Linked DNA regions of Mus musculus: all the other regions are linked to region 1. Evidence: chromatin loops called from intact Hi-C (ENCODE). Cell type or tissue: heart. All regions are shown on one strand.

Region 1 (8,000 bases):
TATGTACAGTCATTTCAGATATTGTTGGAAATTCCAAGGAAAAGTCAATGAAAAATTTTTTTAGGTTAGAAACTCCAATAGGTTAGAAACTCCAACAATGTTGTTTAAAATAAAATATCCTAGTACAATTCAAAGATATACTAATTTGATGTTTCATACTAAGGAATGATGTTCGAAAAATATTTAAAATGTTTTCTGTAATCACACTATTATGTTTCATTAGAAGCAGTGACTGTCGTAGCAGTAAAAACACTGCAGTTCCTAGGTGCTCTGCGCAGCACGGATAGCGCAGCACAGTGTGATGCACACAGCGTGCTGTATGCATGTTCAGTGTTCAGAATCAAGGCTGCATAGAGCCATAATTAATATTCCATTCCATCCATTTCAGAAGGTAACATCAGGTAAACTGCCGATAAAACCAAACCAAACATGGCATTAAGGAGGCATCTCAATGGTCACAGCATCGAGGAACACTTTCTGGTTCCCCACTAACCTCCATGGGGGATACAGAACTGCACTATGAAATCCATGGGTTAACAGTGTAACACACACACACACACACACACACACACACACACACAGAAGGTGCCTGCGGATCACTAGTTGGAGAGCTATTTTCTCTGAGTCACTTTTGTTTCCTACCAATTATCTCTCCCCTTTGGAACTTTTGCCCTTTCTGTGCTGACTCTTCTTCCCTCTGCTTAGAATCTCATTTGCCTAACTTGTTTTTTGTTTTTGTTTTTGTTTTCTTGAAAGATGAACTCAGTAGCCACTTACTCTAGGAAGCCTTTCCTAGCTTCTCCCATCTTTGTTGTTCTTTAACGCTCCTGAGCGTCCTTTTCCTGGAATCCCTAGCTAGGCCCTTATTAGTAAGCTTCTTGCGAACAAGCTACTCTATATCACCAAACACAAGGCTGCCTTGGCTTAAAGCAGATACAGTATTTTATATCACTAAGAACATTCACTCTACAGCTAGAGATGCTAGACACTGTAGATGTGTGACTATCCCAATTTCATAGAAAAAAAAAAGTATCAGGGAAAACCATGTCTGGGTGAACAGAAAGCACACATTAAATGAGCGAATTCAACTAGATTGGTTTATCATTATACATTTTTTTTCAGTTCACTCAAAACCAAGCGATATTAAAAGAACAAAAACATTTAGCTAAACTAAAATCTGTATGTTCAAATATATTACATCTGAATTTAGTTGGGTTATAAAAAAATGTCCAAAAAGTTTTTATTCTTTAAAAAATGCTCTGACACAACACTAATCACAGACTAACAATGGCAACACTGACCCGAACTAGGCATTTCTCATTACACTAGGAATGGATAAATGAGATGCAAATATCCCAAATAAAGACAATTCAGACTCATGTTTTGAAGTACGTCCATGTGTTGTATTGTAAATGGTCACACACAAAGGTACAATGCTAGACACTAACGAGTTCTCAGCACACTTACTTTAAAGCCACTTCTTAATTTATAAGGAGACAGATGTAACCAAAGGGTGAAAATCTTAGTGAGACTATCAGCTCTTTAGTTAAAGATAAGGTCTAGAAATTATGGAACACATAAATAAAAGAAGTAGAAAAAATTTAATTTGAAATTATTAATTTAGAAATCTAGGGTTTTTTGTTTTAAAGCTCTCAAGAAAAGAAAGTTTTATATATGCATGTGTACGTGTGTGCACATGCACACACACACACCTTCATATGCTTTATATATGTTTTTTCTAATCCTTAATAACCTAAAAAGGAGACATCAACTCCAGCATTGTATAATTGAATACTCAGATACTATAAAAATTAAATCACAAGCCGGGCATGGCAGTGCAGACCTTTGACCCCAGCATTCAGGAGGCAGAGGCTGGTGGAGCTCTGTAAGCCGAAGGTAAGCCTGATCTATATACTGAGTTCTAGGACAGCCAGGGCCATGTAGAGAGATCTTGTCTCAAATGACAACAACAAAAACAATTTACATCATATATCTACTGCCACACAGCTTGTGGTAGACTTGCCTGAAAAGTTTTGTTTGTATACAAGTAGCTTTTCAGTTCCAAGAAGCAAACTCAGACATACAAAATTGGGAATTTTGTATGAAATTCATTACATATAAAATGCATTACATAAAAAAGATTACCTCAAGGAAAATGAATTTCTATGAGTAATAAATCCCAAAACTCCATTTCACACTGTCTAATAACAACCAAGTAATTACTCCAAATAGCTTCTGAATCTAATATAAATATTAAAAGCCTACCTTTTAAAATCTAATATATACTTCCTCACAGATTTACCGCTAAAGATGGCCAATTAAAAAGTCCTCTGATTCTTCAATCTCTGATTTTTAGTGTGTTTGTATGCAGATGATAGGTGTTTATGATATGTATTCATATGCATGCATGTGGGGGCCAGAGGTCAAAAGCAAGCGTTTTCCTCAATTGTTCTGCACCTTATTTATAGAGACAAGGTCTCTCACTGAAATCCAGTGCTCGCAGTCTGGTCCAGCAGACTGTCCAGAGAGCTCCAGTAGTCAGCTTGTGTCTACCTACTAGGCACTGGGCACTGCAGGCACCGAGCACCACAGGCACTGGGCACATGCTGCCCCAATTTTCATGATTCTAGGGATCCAAACTCAGGTCCTAGATCCTCAGGTCTATACAGCAAACATATTACCAAATGAAATATCCACACACTCCCACCCCAAGTGACCTATCACCTCTACCATTCAGGGAGGCAACTACTGAGTCAGGCATTAAGAAAAAGACCCTGGAGAAAAATGAGACTGAATGAAATCCTAACGTGTTAACCACATAACTCTTAGTAGATCCTTCACCTTCTTTAGGTGTCAATATTTTTAAAGTAGGGCTACATGTCTAACCCATAATCTACTGCACTGAGAAAATGAGATACAGTATAAAGCACTCCACATAGCACCTGCTAGGGTGGATGTCCCCAGCAGACTTGTAAGGGTGGTATACTTGAGACTTCGTTTTAATGGGATATTTAGTATCTAGTATAAGTTTAATATTATAGCCAGGAATGGTAGACTATACCTGGAATTTCAGCATGCAGGAAGACCAGACAGGAAGAATACCATGAGTTCAAGAAAAGACTAAAATATTGACAGACTGTTTCAAAAAAAAATAAAAACAATTCTAAGAACTCATTACATCTTGAAACACTTTCAAAGTCAAAAGGATTTTTAGTTTCTTTTTCTGATACCTGCCCTTCAGTATCAGGAAAATGTATTAACTGACTTGCAACCAAAATCCATATTTTACAATAGAATTTAGCACTTTAGCTAAATATTTTATATAAAATGTTGATGCAATTTAAAGTGTAAGCTTATGCATAGACAAAGATGCTTCATGATAACCTACCTACAGAAATTACATTATTTCCAGGCCAGTCAAATCTATCACTTACCACTAGGGGGAGCTACAACTCAGGAAAAGATTTATGCAACGTCCCCAAATTGCAAAATTTTCCCATCTTATAAAATATATTACCAACTTTCTTATTAAAATATTTTAATTGATAAGAATACTAAATTCTTTTTGGAGGCCTTTAAAGGATGAGACTCACTAACATAACACACTATATGTTTATGTTTAACGTCTGTTTCTTTTGACGACTTATGTTTCACTAAGTTTTATTCTTTCTTTCCACCTTAGAAGAATGAGGAAGAGCTCTTCTACCTGCTTCATAGACAGCTTTAGTTCCAGTGCCTGGACAGTGCAACACACTACATGGTCCATGAATACTTACTGCTGAGCACATGGATGAATACTGCTCCGTGTGTTAATTTCAAAGTTAGAAATGCCTGGTTAGATGTTAGGTAGAGCAAACTTATTGATTTTGGGTTTAAAAGAAAAGGTCTAAGATCAGGCTAGTAATTGTCTCGTTGGTTAATCAGATGGCCCATGAGATGGGCTTGGTTATTACATGTTTACAACAGAATCCCTCTTCTGTGATCTGACTGGAAGAGGGAAGTGGGCAATAATAGAAGAACACTGACGACAAAATTGTGTTTAGTGCTTATTAATGAACTTCATTAGGGCTTTACACAGTTTCTTAGCTTAGTGTTGTTAACTTTTTGTTTCCTAAATATTACCAACACCCACAATATAACATAGTAAATTTTAATTTACTTTAAATGAAACAAAGACAACAGAAATGCATTGTGAATCCAAAATGTTCTCAATCTAATTTTTCTATGTTTTAGAGGTGAATGTAGGATTTGACTCCAGATTTGACTGTGATTTTTAATTTACTTTTATAACTTGTTCCTAAAGCATATATCATCTTTCAAAGTGACTATTTCGCCAATGTATGAAAACCTAGTTATATAATTACACTAACAGACCAAAGCATTAAAAGGCCTTAGAAGTTCAAGCCCACTTATTATGAACCTTAGAGAGGTTCAAGAACTCACTTATGAAAACAACAGAGTAGACCAGACTGACCTGTATCAGTTACACTGGCACAGGCAAAGTTAAAACACAGTGGTTTTATCCAGGCAAGTAGTACATGCTTCTAATCCCATCACTGACTTCCAGGCCAGCATGATCTACAACTAGGAATACACAGATAAGCTTTGTTTTGGAAAATAAAAATCTCAAACAAAAAGTTGTTTTAAAGAGACAATGGAAAATAAATATCGATGTAAACGAAGCAGCCATTGCCCAGCACAGCTGCCCTGTGACAGCATGGTGTTCCCACTGCCCGGCAGAGTTGCCCCTGTGACAACATGGTGTTCCCACTGCCCAGCAGGGCTGCCCTTGTGACAGCATGGTGTTCCCACTGCCCGGCAGACCTACCCCTGTGACAGCATGGTGTTCTCATACCGTCCTTTCCTTCAGCACAGTTCCAGGAGACTGCTGAGGGGTCTTTTCTTGCATTCATCAGGACTTGCAATGAGCACCAGGTTTAGCTATAATCAGTAATTATGCACTGCGAAGTTATTTTGTCATAATGAAACAATGATATAGTGGACAGAGAGGATAAGTAGAAAAAAAGGTTGCCTACATTAGACTCACTTAACCAACAAGTGTCCCTGTTGGTGTTGTATAAAGTGAACCTGAACTTTCTAGAGGAAAGAGTTAACACACTTTGATAGAGTTAAAACATCTGCATAGATAAAGAAGAAGATTCTCAAATCTATTTTTGACTGTTTAAACCCATCTTAAAACTGAAACAGATGATCTGCCTAACTTCTAATCTATCTTCCCAGTGAGTGCATACAGCATTTTGTTCCAGGTTTAGATTTACACGACATTCCTTGGCATTAGGTGGTTCATAATTTATGACAGTTGTCCTAATTCTTGGGCTGGCAAGACAGTTCAACAGCTGAAGCACCTGCTACTCAAACATGGACTGTAGTTCTGATCCCCAGCACCCAACTGAATGCCCACCTCTAACCCCAGCACCCAACTGAATGCCCACCTCTAACCCCAACACCCAACTGAATGGCCACCTCTAACCCCAGCACCCAACTGAATGGCCACCTCTAACCCCAGCACCCAACTGAATGGCCACCTCTAACCCCAGCACTTGGGAAGCAGAGGCAGAGAGAGGTTCTTAGAAAGCTCAGTCTGTGAACTCAAAGTGCAAACGAGAGACCCTGCCTCAAAACATACTGTAGAGAGCAGCTAAAGACACCCAGCATCAACCTCTAGCCTCACATACATGCACACATGACCCTGAATACACATATGCACCCACACAAACTACCATGGACACACATACACACACACACACACACACACACACACACACAAAGGCAGTGTATTCTCACCAAATAATGAGTTTAAAAACATTTCAGCCACTATGTGTGTGTGTGTATGTGTGTGTTTGTGTGTGTGTGTGTTCTTTCTCACGGATTAAGAGTATAGTAAGTTCACAAGACTTCTAGAGTGTAATAACTATATACCTAATAATATATACACAATTAACCTTTTTCTCATTAATCTTTTAAAAGTAAACACATTATACTGGGAAGCAGATCAAAACTCATTACTGGTTTTGTGTGTGTGTGCACGCGCACATGTGCAGGCCTGTGTTTATGTGTGGGGTGCAGTGTATGTTTTTATGTGTGGACGTGCACACGGAGGGCAGAAGTACATGGCAGGTATCTTTCTCCATTCTATGTTTTGTGGCAGGGTCTCTTCCCCGAATCTATCTTTCTCTATTCCCTGTGTTTTTCGGCAGGGTCTCTTCCTGAATCTGGAGGCTGTGCTTTTTCATTTTCACTTCTCTTTCTCAGCTTGGCTGGCAGCAGTCAGCCCCAGACACCCTCTTGTTTCTGCCCCCAGGGTGCTGGAGGCACAGGGACAGGTACACACAGGCCCCACCCTTCTTGTTATATAGGTGATGGGATCCGAACTCAGGAATTTATGGTTGCACAGTAAGTTCTCTCAATCAGTGAGCCATCTTTCCAGCCCCTTACAACCATCTTTTCACAAATAAGAACAAAACAAAATGGTGCCATAAAGACAGGTAAAGTCAACAAAATGCAACCATAACACATTTCTCTATGAAATTGTTTCTTCCTATCATGGATTCACAGTGAGCATTATTACTGATGTGATCATCTTTACCAAAAGCCGGGAAATTATCACCTCATCTATTTGTTAATTTTTCTTTTTCTCAAGTTATCTTATCAAATACCTAGATTTCATTGTTGCCCTCCCCGACCCTCCATGGCATTAGAGATCAGAACCCTAGGTCTTCTACATTCTGGGCAAGACTCTAGCAGTGAGTGGTCCTGAGACCTGCCCTGGAGTCTTACTATGAAGCTCAGGCTGGCCTTGTGCTTGTTATGACTCCAAGGCTGACTTCAAACTCCCTCTACCTCACCTCCCAAATGCCGGGTTTGCAAGCGCGTGCCAGCAGGCTCAGGCTCCATCAGGCCACCGTTCTGCTGTGTGAGCACTGAACCCCGGCTCTCCACACACCAGGTCATACCGTACTTGAGCCACATTCCCAGTCCTCCATTAAGGTTTGATCAGTAAAAGAGCTTAAAAAACAGACGTTATTTTCCTTAATATTCATGACTACAAAATTATGTTTTGGCTATAAAACCAAATTAATGTCTCCCATTAAATGAGAAGCTAGTTTACAGCACAACTCAATTTTCTTTTTCTTATTTCTAATCTGAAATGGGAACTACTACAGAAACTATTCGAAGTGGAGGTGGCAGCAGGGAATTGTACTAAAAAATTCACAAAAAGGAATGTTCAACAATATCTACAGTTCACTTCATAAACATATATTGATATGTATTTTTTTAAATAGTTACTAATTAAAAGATGCTACCCTAAAGCCAGTAACAGGGGCACATGCTTATAGACACATCTGCTTAGGGAGGCTGAGGCAAGAGGGTTATACGGCTAGGAACTCCAGGACAGCCTGGGCCACACAGCAAGATTCCATGTCAAAATTAAAGGGGCAAGGGAGACTGGAAACAGCTCAAATGTAAGCTTCCGGGTCTCACACGAGAGATGGAAATCACCCACAGGCGAGCATAGGCCCTGACCTCCACTCCACAGCCACAGGACAGCACAGGCCCTGACCTCCACTCCACAGCCACAGGACAGCACAGGCCCTGACCTCCACTCCACAGCCACAGGACAGCACAGGCCCTGACCTCCACTCCACAGCCACAGGACAGCACGGGCCCTGACCTCCACTCCACACAAGTGTGAGTGTCAAGTATTATACCCTAGATAATTCTGTCAAGTATTTCATTCACTACAAAATTTAAAACCTAGAGTTTTCTATAAAAGTTAATTTCTCTGAAGTACATCACCAGGTATATTTTACAATGATGTGTTTACACCATAAAAACTAATTTCTGTAGATATTTTGGTTTAAAAACTCTATGTTTCATGAGCTACATGATAAGAATAGTTGAAAAGAACATACTGATTTAATTGGCGTTTGAGAATGGACTGATTTGGAGAAAGGGAGAGCCAGGCAGCATGTCTTGTT
Region 2 (8,000 bases), 390 kb after region 1:
GTCCCAGTTGGTGACCTAAGACTCCAAGGGCAAATTCCTCTTTTTCAGTTACATAGAGGGAAAAAGAACGAGTCAGGGCAGGAAGATGTGAACAACTTTGAGCAGAGAATCGATGCAAAAGCAAGAAAAATTTTATTGTTCCAGCATGCTGGTATTGCCCTGCACATAAAGGAGAGTGAGAGAACAGCCCATTTGGTGAGTTTTTATATAGTTTTCTGTGCAGCAGCCATTAGGCACAATGTGATTGGCAGAACAGTATGACTTTTAACCTGATTGGTCTTTAGGGAATGGGGTGGTAAGGACTTCCCTTGTCTGTAGGTGGCCAATGGTCAGTCTGTCCTGTGGAATTTGTCTACGTGCTCTGGGCCTCCCACACCCGGAGGTGGCTGATGGTTAGTCCCCACCACCACCTACCCCCTGGGGTCTGAGGAATGTAATTAGCCTCTCCCTTCCAGAGAGGAGGGGTGCCTCTGTGCTCTATGACCTTTCTCTTCTAGGAAGGGAGGGGTCTGGTGGAATTTTCCAAAGTTCCTGAGCTGACCTCTTCAGGGCCAGATGGCCAGAGTGAGAACTCCAGGTGTCCACAGTCAGAGGAAACATCTTGAGGCCTGGGTAATGCTGCACCAGGAGTCGTCCTGTCCTGCCACTCCAGCTCAGCCATTACAAACAGTATCAGTTCTACCCAGCAGGTCCCAGACCTCCTGGATGAAACATGGAGCAAAAGTCTGGTTTCAAGCTTGCAGTTTGAATACTCCTGAGAGGCAGTGTAATGGTGGATCAGGTCCACGCCAGAGAGTGGGTTCCGGAGTTCTGGAATGAGGGTCATGTGTGTCTTAGCTAACAAATGCCCCAGATGACTATGGGTTGTCCCTCTGCTTGGGGACACACTTTAACCAGCAGTGGATTTGGTTACCTCTGGGGTCTTTCACAGATTTCCTTGATGAGGACAAGTTCCTTGATCTAGTAGAGGGGAAGTGACCATTTTTTTTTTTTCAGTGAACCCTTACCTGTTTGTGTGGGATAAGAGAGGCAAGGTTGCCTACTCCCATTGGCCAGTCACAGGTATGCAAAGAAGACTTCAGCCTCAGGGAACCAAAACAACCAACACTGGACATGGGAACCCCAGTGAACTGTGCTATCTGCTTGTGTTTAATGTCTACTTACCTGGATCTTCACCACCTGGGCCCTGGCCTGTTCATCTCACCTCCCAACCAAACCAAACATGCTCCTTTGAGCTTGTACCCTCAAAATACTTGGTGTTCTCCCAAATCCCGTTTAGTCCAACAGCAAGAGTCCTGATAGGAACTCATGAAGGAGAGAGATAGACACCACAGAGCCCAGCTCCACTCTGGGAAATCACACTCCTTAACCTTGACTCTGAATCTCACTGGAACCCACTGTGTGGGGCTTTTATCTCCCAAAGGTGTCTTCTGCCTCCACTACCTTGTTAGCCACTTTAATAAATATTTTCTGCAAGGCAAATACAAGGGCAAAATCTCTTGCCTTTGTTCTAAGTGCCTGATACCTAACAAGTACCCATTAAATTAAAAGTAGAACTATAAGACATATATGAGACAATATATCCAGTCCAAAAGGTCTAAAAATTGACTTACTGCTTTATATAAACCACCAATATTCTACATTGCTGACTGGTAGAGGCCATTAATTATTCTGTAAACAACACACCACAATATTATTTTCCAGCAATATTAAATTATTCACAGATTGGTATTGGATGATTTCTAAAGGCACACCAAAGATGAAGCATAAGTAGTAACAATTCTTACTGCAGTTAGGAATTCTTACTGATTCCACTTTTTCCCTAATCTTCAAATTGAGTGAGAATCTTCTATTATATAGCAAATATAATGAGACTATTATTTGGTGATCAGGGGAGAAAATTTTTCCAGAAAGATAGACAATACCACAATAATTGTGCGCACAGTTGGTAGTCATTAAGGAAGTGTGACTTAAGAAAGAGTCCCTAGAGGGATTCGTATATCTCACCAAAGAGAGTGCTAATGAGGGACCTTGATACATAGAAGAACAGGAGTGCAGGAGAGATCTATTCTACACCCGCGTGACAGGCTTTTCTACTAGGGAGAAGTCATAGGGCCTCAGGCTTTGATGCTAATGGTGCTACTTAGAACCATTGGTCCTGAAGTGGATCAGCAGCAGCCCACACTAACAGGACTTGACCTCAGGATAGCACTGTGGAATGGCAACCTTCAGGTCCACAGTACCTGTCACTGGACCATCTGATGGACTCCAAGCAACGTTTTAGAAGCAAGGTGAATAAAAATAAAAGAAGATACAGTGCCGTCCCCTGTTCAGGTGAGAAGCCCAGGATCCTCCAGGAAAGGAAACATAATGGTGAACTCTTTAGTATTATAGAAAGAGAGAGGGTTAGTGGATAAAGGTGATGGATGACTCTCAAACATTTGGACAAAATGTGGAAACACTGCGACAGAAAGAACCAAGAAGCTGGATGACTGAGAGACCAAAACTCAGCAGCCACCCTCACTGGTGGCTGTGCGTGGACTCCCTATCAATAGCTCATCTCAATTATAGCAAGCAAAGAAAACAAAAGCTCATCTGAACCAGGCAGTGGTGGCCATGCCTTTAATCCCAGCACTCGGGAGGCAGAGGCAGGCAGGTTTCTGAGTTCGAGGCCAGCCTGGTCTACAAAGTGAGTTCCAGGACAGCTAGGGCTACACAGAGAAACCCTGTCTCGGGGGGGGGGGGGGGGGGGGGAAGAAGCTCATCTGCTCATCACGTATAATATGTATACACCAATCATTTCTACACGCGTGTGTCATGAGAATTGAATGAGAACATTCCAGGGCAGTAAATGCTATTCCTAGCCTGGTGCACATAAATAAATAAACAAATAAACAAACAAATAAATAAATAAATAAAGTCTTTCCTGAGGCGAAAGTAAACAGGTTTTTTTTTTTTTTTTTTTTTTTTGACCTGGTTAATTACAGATACTTGTCTATGTTCTGTTGTGAATGTCAGCATTCAGTAACTTACCTTAACAATATCGAGCCTGTTGTTGCTGATTGTTAGTATTTTGGCTCTATGAGTTGTTTTGTTGCTTTGTTTGTCTTAGAGAGCTATTTCATCAGGACCTGAGAAAGCTTAGCCCTCAGAAGTGCTTATAGTGAGACCACACAATGACATGCAACATCACTCAGACTCGTGAGTATTCTCCATCCCCCTTTGGTTAGGAGCTTCCACGGATGACATAAAAAGGAAATTTAGCATTGCAGATGATCCTGTGAAACAAGTATATCTGGCAGTGTGGCAATTGTTTGAGGTACTAGAAAGTGTTAGTTAGCCCCGCTTTACTCTGTTACAAACATCTCTTGTAAAGGTGAAGAAAATGAGCTGAAGAACAAAGTCAACATTCCATAGACTGAGGTAGTCAGGAAACATGGTCAGGGAAATGGGGGACTCAGTTAGATGCAACCCAGGACAGCTAAGACGGGGCCTGGCTCTGCATGTCTTTGATTTGACCATGTCACCACAAAGAAATTCCAAAGAGACAAGCCTCCTAGACCAAGCTGATGCAGATTTCAGGCATACAGTAAAGGGCCATCCACCAAGGGTCTCTCTCAGGGCTGTCTTTGCTGCAGCACCGAATGCCCTACAGAGCTAGTATGCTGCAGCTTCCCAAAGTCAGGGTGGACCGGAAGACCCTCCCGCCCCTTTCAGACACATATTCTGCCTGATACAAAACAACCACTCAGTCCACGATACCTGTGTTGTTTTCCAACTATCTTAAAGATTTTCAATCAGAAATTCTACAAGCAAGAAAAACACATGACATTCCCAACTACGGAAATGTATATCCATACCACCATACACAAGTGTTTATAGCTACTTTTTATTCATCGTGAATAATGAATCTGCTTTAAAGACAGGCTGTTGAGTTCGAGACCAGAATTTAGTTTCTCCTTGTCTGCAGCATTCCATGCTGGCATCAAGAGGGCCTCCTTTAATTAGGAAGGACACAAGTGGAAAAGAACGTAATTGGGCTGAGGTTTTAATGCCTGGCTTTGCCAGGCTCTCTTACTGCAGACCCGAGGCACTGGCCCAAGCATTCCACCAGGCTCCACCCAAACCCACCAGCTGGACGAGGAACCACGGGACGTTAGAATCAGAGTAACTTTGGCCAACAATCTGAGACACTTGGGAGAAAATTCATTCTAAATCTAACAGCTTCCTGCTCTCAGGAAGGCCTCTGGGCTTCCGGTGCCTCTGGTCCTCCTTCCCGGCTCTTCTGTGGAGGCTAGCTTCCTCCAAGCTGACCCCGAGGGAGCCGCCTTCTCGTAGGTGGAAAGCGAAGAGAAGAGAGCGGGTAAGCAGTGGAGACACATTGGCTGTACTCAGGACCTGTACCAGAGGTGGCAGGAGGACACCACCGAGCCCTGCTCCACCCATCGCAGCCTCGAGACCCTCTGCGCGGGGATGCTGACCCCTGCTGGCCACCTGAGAGATTGCAGCGTGGCCGACTCCCAAGGGGCGGCAAGTGTAAGGGTAAGGGTAAGGAGATGGGGATGGGAAAGGGGTTGCTGTGTAGTAAGCGTGGGTGGTAGAAGACTAGGGCCAGGATGTTGGGCACCATCAGAGGCCCCTCCACCACCCGGTGGCTGCCCAAGTGCTGTCCGCTCCTCTTGTTTCTAGGAAAAAGAGTGAGAGGAGCCGTAAGGGCTATGGAGCCCAAATCAGCATGCCTCTAGGACCTACCTGAGCCTCCAGAAGACCCCTCAACAGGAACCGTTGTCCGAACCAACCAACTCCAAACCTAAACCTCAGAGGCCTCCTCATGCAGACAGATTGCTGACCTATCTCTGGGGTAGTCAGCTGAAATACCCCAGAGATATTCACGGCCTAATCCCAGGAAGTTTCTTTAAATGGCAAAAGAAACCTAGAGTGTGTTACCCTCGATTATTTAGGTAGATTCTACATGTAATCAGGTATATCACCAAAGGGGAAGTGAGGTAAAGGAATATTTATTTCACTACAGAACAGAAGGCAAGCCATCTTGCAGGAGGACCTGAGGAGAGAAGGAGAGAGTCAGGAGAGAACAGATTCCCTCTACAGTGCCCAGAGTCTCCCCTGACTGATTTGGACCCAATGAAATTCCAAACTCTGGTGTCAAGAACTTTAAAAGAATAAATGTGTGCTGTTTTGAGGTATTGAGTTTGTAGCTTTTTTAAAAAAGCAGCAGCACTGAGGTAATGTGTTGCTTCCCACTCAGTAGTGAGTTCTTAGAATTAAGTGGCTAATGAACAAGACAAACCCCATTTCCATCCCCAGGGAGTTTTATCTGCCATCTCCTGAGCTTTAAAATATTGCTGGCAAATTCTTAGATAGGGTAGCAGAGAAGACAAGGAACACATCAAAAAGACTAGCCCGTAGACATGCAACAAACAAACAAACAACAGCAACGAAGAACAGATTTCACACCTGCTGGGCAGCTACAGTCAAAGTGACAGGGGCAAGCAGTTTCTTGTTTGTTTGTTGTTGTTTGTTTATTTTGCTTTTTTGATGACTTGGAGAAGCCCAGTCCGCACACACTGTTGGAGGGACTCTATGGCATACCCAACCTGGAAAGTAGCTTGGCAATTTCTTTTAAAACTGAGCATACATAACCGGATCACTCGGCACTGTGTTCCCAGGAGTAGCTGCCAGGGATTGAAGCCATTAGAAGGTTCATTCGATCTAAACTCCACTGCGGGTGCTCGCACAGCGCACTCCTCGATACCTGCCTGTACTGGCTAGTTTTGTGTCAACTTGACACACCTGGAGTTATCACCGAGAAAGGAGCTTCAGTTGAGGAAATGCCTCCATGAGATCCAACTGTAAGGCATTTTCTCAATTAGTGATCAAGGGGGAAAGGCCCCTTGTGGGTGGGACCATCTCTGGGCTGGTAGTCTTGGTTCTATAAGAGAGCAGGCTGAGCAAGCCAGGGGAAGCAAGCCAGTAAGTAACATCCCTCCATGGCCTCTGCATCATCTCCTGCTTTCTGACCTGCTTGAGTTCCAGTCCTGACTTCCTTGGTGATGAACAGCAGTATGGAAGTGTAAGCTGAATAAACCCTTTCCTCCCCAATTTGCTTCTTGGTCATGATGTTTGTGCAGGAATAGAAACCCTGACTAAGACACTGCCCAAATGTTTTAGATTCACGAATGAAAGACACACACACACACACACACACACAGCCTCATTTTTAATATGCCCTAAGCAGCCAGGAGCTGGGTCACTACCCAGATGCTTACATGGCTGTACACTTCGTCTCCTGCAGCTCTTAGGCATGACTTTCCTGCTTCCCCATGGTTCCCTTGCCGGGAAAATCTAAGGTTCCCCCCTCTGTCTCCCTGTCCAGCCACTGGCCACTGGCAACTTTATTTACCAATTACAGCCAACTGTGGGCAAGGACCCTCAGAGTCTTACAGACAGACGTACAGGTTCCCATGTGATTTGGGAAACTGAATTAACACAAATAGCATTAGATCCAGTCCACAACAAGGATTCAACTGAGATAACTAAATACATGTATGTAAAACCACCTACACGAATATACATGCTTTGTACATAATAGCTACAGCCCAGAACCCATGGTCAACAGTGCATGGAAATGCAATGTATGTGAGTAGATTATTATCCACAAACCAAAAGGAACAGATCTCATACAGAATGCATAGACCACACTGGCTGAAAGACGCTGTACACAGAGGACTGAGTGTCACTTGATTCCACTTATCATAACCTGTTAAGATGCAAACCTAGCCAGGCTTGGTGGCACACACCCGGTATCAGGAAGCAGAGGCAGGGGCATTGTGATTTCAAGGCCAGCCAGCTCTGTATGAAAATGGTGTTACAGAATAGGCAAATCCACAGAGACAGAAAGATGGCCCATTGCCTGAGACCAGAGATGAGCCTAGGATTGGGGACCAGCCACAAGGGACAGAGGGTCAGTCTGAGGTGATGACTTTTAAAACCAGATTGTGTGGTGATTACACAGGACACTTAGAGCAAATACATCTTACTGTCCAAAAATTATACTTCAATTTTAAAAAGTCAACTCATCCCGTGGTAAGCCTTAAATCATACTTTAAGAGAGGCTCTTCAAAAAAAATATTCCAAAGCATTAAGTAGGACAGGAAGCCAAACAAGATGGGTTTCAGGGCAATAGCCCAACTCTTTTTTAGATCAATGTAGCAGTGATTTCCCCCACCAGCAACCCACTGGTGTAATGCTATCTTCACTTTGTTATTTCATTCATTCATTCTGTTTTATCTTTTCTTTTTTTCGTTTGTTTGTTTGTTTGTTTGTTTGTTTCTCGAGACAGGGTTTCTCTGTATAGCCCTGGCTGTCCTGCAACTCACTTTGTAGACCAGGCTGTCCTTGAACTCAGAAATCCACCTGCCTCTGCCTCTATTTTATCTTTTTGTGATACTGGGAATCAGACCAGACCCTCCCACATTTCTTACTTTTTGTTTTGAGGCTCAGGCTGTGCTTGAGTTGACCATCTTCCTGTGTCAGGGATCACAGGCCTGGGCCACCAGACTTGGCTCTATGCTGTCCTTTATGATCCAGAGAGACAAAGGAACAGAACTGTACATTGTTCACGTCCTACCTTGGCAAGAGCCCCAGCTGGAAGCCAGTACATGCCTCTTAATGCTGTAGTTCGTGCAATACTATATCTAGCCTGGTTCTTGAGCCTTCTTCAAGGCAGGCCTGGGACCTCACCCCAATCTAAAATACCTGGGTGTATCCAACTGGAGCAGTTGAGACACCACCCTGCATTCTTCTGTCTCTAGCCTACCCAGCCTGAAGTTGCTTGTATTGTAATGTTAAGTGCAGACCACCACCACCCCCACCACCCCCACCTAGAATCTACATATAGCCCTAATGACCCCAAGTTAATTCTGATTGGTGAATAAAGATGCCAACAGCCAATAGCTTGACAGTAGAGAAGTAGGTGGGGT
Region 3 (8,000 bases), 760 kb after region 1:
ACTGGTGGTGGTGGTGGTAGTGAAAGCCTTTAATCTCAACACTCAACAGGCAGAAACAAACATTTCTATAAATTCAAGGTCAGCTTGGTCTACACAATGAAACCCTGTATAAAAAAGGGGTGGGGAGGGGCAACATGGAGTCTGGCAGGATAGAGATGGTTCTCTTATGACTACTGTTGTCACATCTTATCCATGACTCAGTCTGTAAGACACTGCAGTGGTGGGAACAGAGGAGTGGGAAAGACTACTTCCAGAGCCTGGCTGACAAAAACGACAGCTTCATTTCAACAAGGAAGACACTCCTGCTACATTCTCTGTTCCACCTCCTGAAGGGGCCAAGATCTTACCTGGCTCCAGTCCCCGGGGTCCTCCACACTCTGGTATGATGCAAGCACCCAACATGGGAGACACCTCCATGATGCCAGTAGCAGCCCCTCCTCCTGGGGTGATGCCTGTGGGACCTGTTCCTCCAATGAGGCCACCCATGAGAGACACATCCCCTTGGTGTCCAGGCCTCCAGTGATGAGATGGCACTGACCTGGCATGGCATGGCACAGGCAGGCAGACAGGTAAGAACAGGGGATCATCAGTTCCCTGCTTTTCTGTTTCAGACCATGGGGCTACACCGGAGTATTTTATAGTGGTATGACAAGCAAACTTCTCCCCATATCTAGCGTAGGGAAGAGTTTTGGCTAGGAGTAGAGAGACTTTTTTTTAAAGTAGTTTCATTTGTATCATGAACTGTGAAAATAAAATGAGTAGATTTTAGTTTAAAGGAAAAAAAATCTGGCAGAAAGAATGCCTTCTGTCCACAGTTTCTTCTGCTTGTAAATACTATGACACCCTTACATCATATATCTATGTATGTTCCCTTTTATTAAAGATGGATGGGCTAATGAGATGGCTCAGCAGGAAAGGACACTGCTGCCAAGCCTGACCATCTGGACTTGACTCCCCCCAAACCACCTGGTATTACAGACCATTAATCCCAGCACTTAGGAGACAGACGCAGTGGATCCTGTGAGTTCCAGGCCAGCCAAGATTACATAATGAGACCCTGTCTCAGAAACAAAAGCAATTCCATACAGTGGAAGAAGAGAAGGGATTCAGTGTGATCCTCTGACCTATGCACACAATAAATATATGTAATAAAACTTAAATAATAGGCATTCTCCACTTAAAAATCATTTTCACTTTATGTTTTTATAAGAACTAGAGACATCTGGGGCTCAAGAGATATTTCAGTGGCTAAGAGCATGCACTGGTCTCTCAGAGGACCTGAGTTCTGACCCTAGCAACCCACATCAGGCTACTCACAACTACCTGTAGCTCCAGTTCCAGGGAATCCACCACCTCTAGCCACTACAGGAACCTGCATTCACATGCACAGGCACACATAAATACATACAATTCAAGATGCCCTGTCTGCCCTCCAGGGTGTTGGCACATCTGGCTACCCTGACACTACTTTACCACAAGTGACTCCTCCCATTGCATGAGGCAATTCCAGTCAATTTCTGTGAAGTAATTGCATTTTTTTTCTCGTATTCAAATATTGTAAGAAAAATTAGGTAGTGGTGTTGCCTTTGATCTCAGCATTGGGAGCCACAGGCAGGTGGATCTTCAAGGCCAGCCTGATCTATAGTGTAAGCTCCAGGATAGCCAGGGCTACATACAGACCTGTCTTGAGAACATGATAAAATAAATGTAATAAATAAAAGAATAAGGATTTTTAGTAGCAAGTTAAAATTTAACAGGAACTTTAAATAGTGTGGTTTTAGGCTGTTTAGACAGTTGAAACTACACAGTGAAACACTGTCTTGAAAACCAACAAAAAAGTAGACACATTAAATTTGCCGCCTCATCTGTGTGCGCTTGGATGTAAGAGATCAACAGCAAGCGTCCTCAGTGGTACTCCCACTTACATGTAAATGGGTACATGTGCTGTGGGGGCAAGAAGTTGAATTCAGGCATCCTGCTTTACCACTCTCCAGCTTTTTCTTTAAAAAAAAAAAAAAAAAGTGATTGTGTAGGCCAGGGGATAAGTTGCCACAGTTAATTCTCTCTTTCTCCCATGTGGGTTCCAGGGACTTCGATTGTCAAGCTTAACAGCAAGTGGCTTCACCTGCTAAGCTCTCGCTGGCCCGCAACCCTATTTTTAAATTCTAGCACAAGGTCTCACGGAACCCAGAGCTCACTAATTGGCTAGGCTGGCCGACTGGCCAGTGAAGTCTAAACATCTGCCTTTTTCCACCTCACAAATGCCGGGTTCCAAACATGCCTGTCATTTATCTGAGAACCGGGATCCAACTCAGGGCTTCCTACTCTCACGGCAAGCGTTTTCCTAGGGAGTTGCCTCCCTCACCATCCACTTCACCTTTTAAAGGTGTATTGATTTTTATTTTATGTGTATGAGTGGCCTGCCTGCATATATATAAGTGCACTGTATGAGTAGCTGAGGCCATGAAGACCAGAAGGTGCTAGATCTAGAACTGGAGTGACAGACTAGAGTAAGCTGCCACATGGCTTGTAATCAGAATTAATACAGTGGTCATTAGCCACATATGGCCACTTTAACCATTTCGAATGTGGCTAGTTGCAACTAAAATGTTTTAAATGTAAAATGCACATCATATTTTAAAGACTTTGTGAAGGAGCTGGAGAGATGGCTCAGCAGTTAAGTGTACTGGCCATTCTTTCAGAGAATTCAGATTCAATTCCCAGCATCCCCATGACAGATCACCACTGTCTGTAACGCCAGCATCAGAAGTTCCAACACATTCAGAGATACACATGCAGGCAAAACTTCAATACACAGAAAATAAAGACTTTGTGAAAACAATACATTGAATAGTAATTACATAAATGATAGATACCTTGAATACACTTTAGTTATAACAGCTTACCCAAGGGGAAAAAAAAAAAAAAGTCACAGGAACCAGCTGCCAGCTGGGCAGATAGCTCAATTAGGGCCTGGTTCTGATTCTCCAGCACCCATGAAAAGGCTGGGCATGGTCCCCTATTTCTGTAACCCAAGCTCTGGGAGAGCAAATACAAGCAGATCTCTTGAGTTCTTGGCTGCTCTAGCCAGTCAGTGAGACTGGATTCCAGGTACAGTGAGAGAGAGACTCTGTCTGGAAAGATAGGTAGAGAGTGATAGTGCAAGGTATCCCCCCACACGCCACCCCCCACACAGAGTGAGATAGTGCAAGGTACCCCACCCCATGCCACCCACACACACAGAGGTCACAGCAGGAGATGGTGGTAGCTGCTTGAAATTCTAACACTTGGGAAGTGGAAGGTGGATCAACTACACGTGAGTTCAAGGCTAGTCTGGGCTACAAGAGATCCTATCTCAAACCCCAGGTGGAATGGGGGACTGGAGAGACTGCTTAGAAGAGCCCTAATAATGCTCTTGAGGAAGACCCGGGTTTCCAGCACCCATGTGGTGGCCTATAACCGTTCCAACCACCAGTGCACATGCAGGCACCGCACCCATACACATAAAATAAAAATAAATCTTTTTAGTTAATTTCACCTGTTATGTTGCCCTCTAATAGTTTTCATGAGACAGTCTGATGTATACTTCGTTCCATTTGGAAATCATAGAGTCGACTGCTTTAATGGTGTTTACTCCAGTTAATCAATCCTTTATCTCACCAACCACCTCATGCTAACGCTCCCCAACTTCCACAACCCAGGAAAGCTGGCAAGCACGCTCTCGCTCTCTTTAAACAAGGGTCTCACCACATTGCCCTGACTGCCCTGGAACTCTGTGCAACAGGCTGGCCTCGAACTCACACAACTCTCTGCCAGCCTCTGCCTCTCCAAGTGCACAGATTAAAGGAGTGCACTACAACGCCCGGTGCAACATCAAAGTCCGAGGCGAAAAAAACTCGAAACTTATCTATACTACAGACACAGAAAGTCTTGAGGGAGAGAAAAAAAAATCAATGTTTTCACCGTTATGTGTCCCTAAAACAAGGGCGCAACAGAGCGACCTCCACGGCTCAGGAGGGTCGCTGAGCGCCCAAAGACAGCAGCACCCGAGGCTGGGGGCGGGCCTGAGGCTGCGAGGAGGGCAGGGCTGCTCGGCGGAACCACCGTACCTTGAGAAGTCCTCTCATCTTCGCCAGGAAGGGGCGGAACTCCTCCGGTGGCACTTCCGGATAGAGTTGGCTGTGCAGCAGCTCCTCCGTGACACCCGAGTGTCCGTGAAAGGCGTTCTGCGCTAGGCCGCTCAGCAGCCCGCTCAGGGACTTGCCACCCTCCAGATCGCCCGCCATGGCTAAGGAGGGCCTGCCGCCCAGCGGCTGAGCTCCGGTCCGCTACGGGGGCCGAGAAGGGCCATAAAAGCTGGCAAAGGCAGCCACGGAACGCGATGCCGGGTTCCTCCACTAGTCGATATAAACAGTTCTCTCGTTTGCTCTGCCACACACATCCACTACTTCCACCACAGCCAAATCCACTCAGTTTCCTTTAGAGTCACTGTGTTTTTGTTGTTTCCTTCTTCACTCCGATGTGCAAATGCGCACTCAAAGGAACGATCGCTGGCTGGAGATACCTAACTGTAACTCCGTAAGAATGCCACCTTAATTCTTCGATGGCTGTATCTCATTCTACAGCTTGCAATTAAATGAGCAGTGCCTACTACTCAGTTCTAAGCTCTATAATCTTTTCCCCACGCCCCCCAAATGTAGCTACTTCATGAGGACATGATCTCTTTGCTTGCATTAATTCCTTTGTGTATACCCGTACGTTGTCTTTCTAGCCATTATCAGTAGTCTGGTCTCCATTTCTATAACCACTATTTTTCAAAGCCTTATTTTCATTCTTAAAGTGGAATCGCATTAGTAAATACTTATCTACATAATTACCCAAAAAAAAACCCTTACTTATATTCAGCTATAATAAGCGTGTAGCATGATACTATAATATAGGTGAACCTTTAAAATGTGCTAAATGAGGGCTGGACAGATTCAATGGTTAAGAATGTATACTATTCCTGTAGCGGACCAAAGTTCAGTTTCCAGCACTCGCTTTAGGCGACTTACAACCTCCTGTAACTCCAACCTCAGAAATTGAAAGCTTCCACCAGCAATGTACTCATGTGCACAGACAGGCCTACATAATTAAAAAGAAAAAAAGAAAAAAAATGCGTGAAACGAATGAAGCCAGACATGAAAGACAACTGGACAATCTTATTTACTGCTAAATTAAGCAAATCCATACAAAAATCCAGTTGTCAAGGACTGAAGGAGGGAAGAATAGGAAATGACATAATGGGTACAAAGTCTGTTTTCAGATGATGAAAATGCCTATGAGCAGCCACTGGTGATAACTACACGGCTTTGTCCTTTACCAAAGCACAGTGAATTGTATACACTAAAAGACAGTTTTGCAATATGTAAATTAGCTCCCAATTGGAAAAATTAGTATAAGCTAATTGTAATTTAAAATAAAAACCCGGGCATAGTGGCACACACCTTTAATCCCTGCACTCAGGAGGCAGAGGCAGGCAGTTTTCTGAGTTCGAGGCCAGCCTGGTCTACAAGGTGAGTTCCAGGACAGCCAGGGCTATACAGAGAAACCCTGTCTCAAAAAGACCAAAATAAATAAATAAAAATAGCATACTGGGTTTTAATCCCTGAACTTGGGAGGCAGAGGCATTCTCTGAGTGTGAGGCCAGCCTGGATTACACAGAGAAACCTTGTCTTGAAAAACCAAAAAAAAAAAAAAAAAAAATTAAAATAAAGGAAAATGGTATAATAGACTATGAACTGCAGTGTGTTTAAGCACAGCTATGTCACTGGTGAGGAGGCATGCAAGGCAGCCAAATGCCTCCATCTTTTTTTAAGGAGATGTGTTTGGAACTGTGGCTCCATAAAAGATGTGGATTTGAGGTTTGGGGAGAGGTTGTTCTGTATAGCTAGCTGCATCAGCAAGTCAGGCTCTGTCTCTGGAGTCCTGTTTATGCCCTCCAAACATCACGTGTCCTCCATGTGTCTCACCTAGAGCACAGCTCTTGCCTCAGCACACACACCCAATCAGCTCACAAACTATAGTACACCACTAAAAGTTTTTTGGTACCTTTCTCTCTATGGCATTCCGACAAATGTAGCTCAACTATATAATATAAGGCAGACCAATGTATGTGTATTGTTAGTAAATAATCTTTTATCGTGTGTCTTTTCATGTGTTTGTTTATGTAAAACATCCCCTCTCCTGTGTCTGCTTCAGCTAAACATTCCTTCACATGTTTGTTCCAGCAAAGCACCACCCAGCTGACTTTCCAAAGAACCCTTAAGTTTTTACTTTAGTTGTGTTTTGAGAGGATTAGACACAAGGCTATGTGTGTTCTAGGCAGGTGTTCTACCACTAAGCAACATCTCCAGCTCCAGTGAATTTGCTTTAATTTTTAAATATCCATATGAAAGACCAGAGATTCATTTCATATATAACTCATACTGTGTTGAGGACTTGAGTACACAAACAGTGGCTATTTTTAAAAATTGTTTTAATTAGGTCTAAAATGTCGATATAAACCTTATTGATCGGGGCTAACAAGATGGCTCAGCAGGTAAGAGCACTGACTGCCCTTCCAAAGGTCCTGAGTTCAAATCCCAGCAACCACATGGTGGCTCACAACCACCGGTAATGAGATCTGACGCCCTCTTCTGGTGCGTCTGAAGTCAGCTACAGTGTACTTATGTATAATAATAAATAAATCTTGAAAAAAACCTTATTAATCCAGGTATGGTGGCACATGTCTTTATCCCATCCTTCAGGAGGTAGAAATAGGCAGTTGTAAATTTGAAGACAGGCTGGGCTACATAGGGAGCTCCAGGCCAGGCAGAGGTTTATTATATACTGGCCTCTTTGCACTCCTAGGCACATGAGATTCTGTCTCAAAAAACAAAACAAGCAAGCAAACGAACAAAAAAACCTAAAAATCTACGTATGTGTATGTGGAGGGGGAGTGGGTGTCTCTAAAAACACCTTAGCCAGCAAAGCATCAATCGCTTGAGGCAAGAAGGAAACCCCACTGACTACACCTCGGGAACTGGTGTTGGTTTAAACTTCAGGAGTCTGACACAGGGCAGTTTACTTCAGACATATTTAACCAGAGCACAATTTTGGAAAAGAGTTTTCTGATAATAATTAAGTCACTCCTCTGTGTACAGTGAAACTTAAGATATGCTTACATTGAAAGTCTTTTCAAAGTACATGTGACCTCTTCCATAAAGATAGGTTCTGCTGACAGAGAAACAGCACTCATGAAAAGGGTCTAGGGAGAATGACTAAGATAAACATAAAAGTCTGGGCGAGCCAGATGTGCCCTGGCCATACAGACAGCGCAGAGGTCACCAAGGCTACTAGCCACCCCAGCCTTCTGAACAGAAAACATGGTATATCTCTTTCTTTGAAGAAACAAACCTTTGTGTTTAACACTCCTGGTTTCCCTGGTGCTTATCTGTGAGCACAAGAACCTCTTTGCCCCCAACACAATTGATTGGGAGGTAGAGTTTTATACCCCAAACTTCAAAATGCTAGCTGTGTCTGACTAAGCCAGCTCAGTCAGTCAATGGGGCCTCCAGGGAGGGAGTGAAGGTCGAAAAGGAAAGGACAACTAGACAACATTATAACATGACTTCAGCCAGTGCTGAGGCTGCAGCAGGTTGGTTTTTTCCAGTCTGCTTTGATAGCATTCTAAGTACATACACAGAGTATGGTCAGTCCTAAGGCATAAACAATGTGGTCAAGGAACAAACACAAAGCATAAACAAAAGTCCCACGATTACTGGTTTCCGGATTTTAACAAGACCCATCACCATACAAAGAACACACTCCTCAGCTGTATTCATCCTGAGCCTACTTCCTTGTCCTAGCCCAATGTCAAAGTCCTGCCAAGTTCCTAGATGGTGGGCCCCAAAAGCTCTCCACACGTGTGTTGTATAAACCTTACACAGGTGCTTGTACCGTTACATGGAATTTAAGTT

Evidence for each region. Hi-C counts contacts between places; a loop is a spot of excess contacts. Peaks named below come from ENCODE experiments on the same cell type or tissue, not always from the same donor. Only the 100,000 strongest peaks of a DNase experiment are listed, where the experiment ranks them.
Region 2: it touches region 1 in a loop (7-fold over the local background); 37 of 42 quality-filtered maps call a loop at or near these places.
Region 3: a loop joins it to region 1, with 4 times the contacts of the local background. A loop is called at or near these places in 5 of 42 quality-filtered maps.

What each region holds. Positions count from the first base shown.
Region 1 is chr11:22,222,386-22,230,385 of GRCm38, forward strand. The region is part of intron 5 of Ehbp1 (EH domain binding protein 1); the gene reads right to left. Among named protein-coding and RNA genes, the nearest start is that of Ehbp1, 60 kb to the right of the region's middle. In heart, a CTCF peak has its summit at 3,440 (motif pointing right); no DNase peak of the experiment used is centred here.
Region 2 is chr11:22,613,289-22,621,288 of GRCm38, forward strand. It overlaps Gm12052 (predicted gene 12052), which reads left to right. Exons shown (of 5, transcript NR_166746.1): 2 at 49-195; 3 at 3,113-3,201; 4 at 4,069-4,542; 5 at 5,033-5,204. Among named protein-coding and RNA genes, the nearest start is that of Gm12052, 5.6 kb to the left of the region's middle. In heart, no CTCF peak of the experiment used is centred here; a DNase peak (open chromatin) is centred at 4,473; H3K4me3 peaks cover 595 bases; H3K27ac peaks cover 503 bases.
Region 3 is chr11:22,977,970-22,985,969 of GRCm38, forward strand. It overlaps Commd1 (COMM domain containing 1), which reads right to left and starts at 4,315. Exons shown (of 3, transcript NM_144514.2): 1 at 4,110-4,315. The coding sequence starts at 4,286. In heart, a CTCF peak has its summit at 4,391; DNase peaks (open chromatin) are centred at 3,792 and 4,322; H3K4me3 peaks cover 2,048 bases; H3K27ac peaks cover 1,847 bases.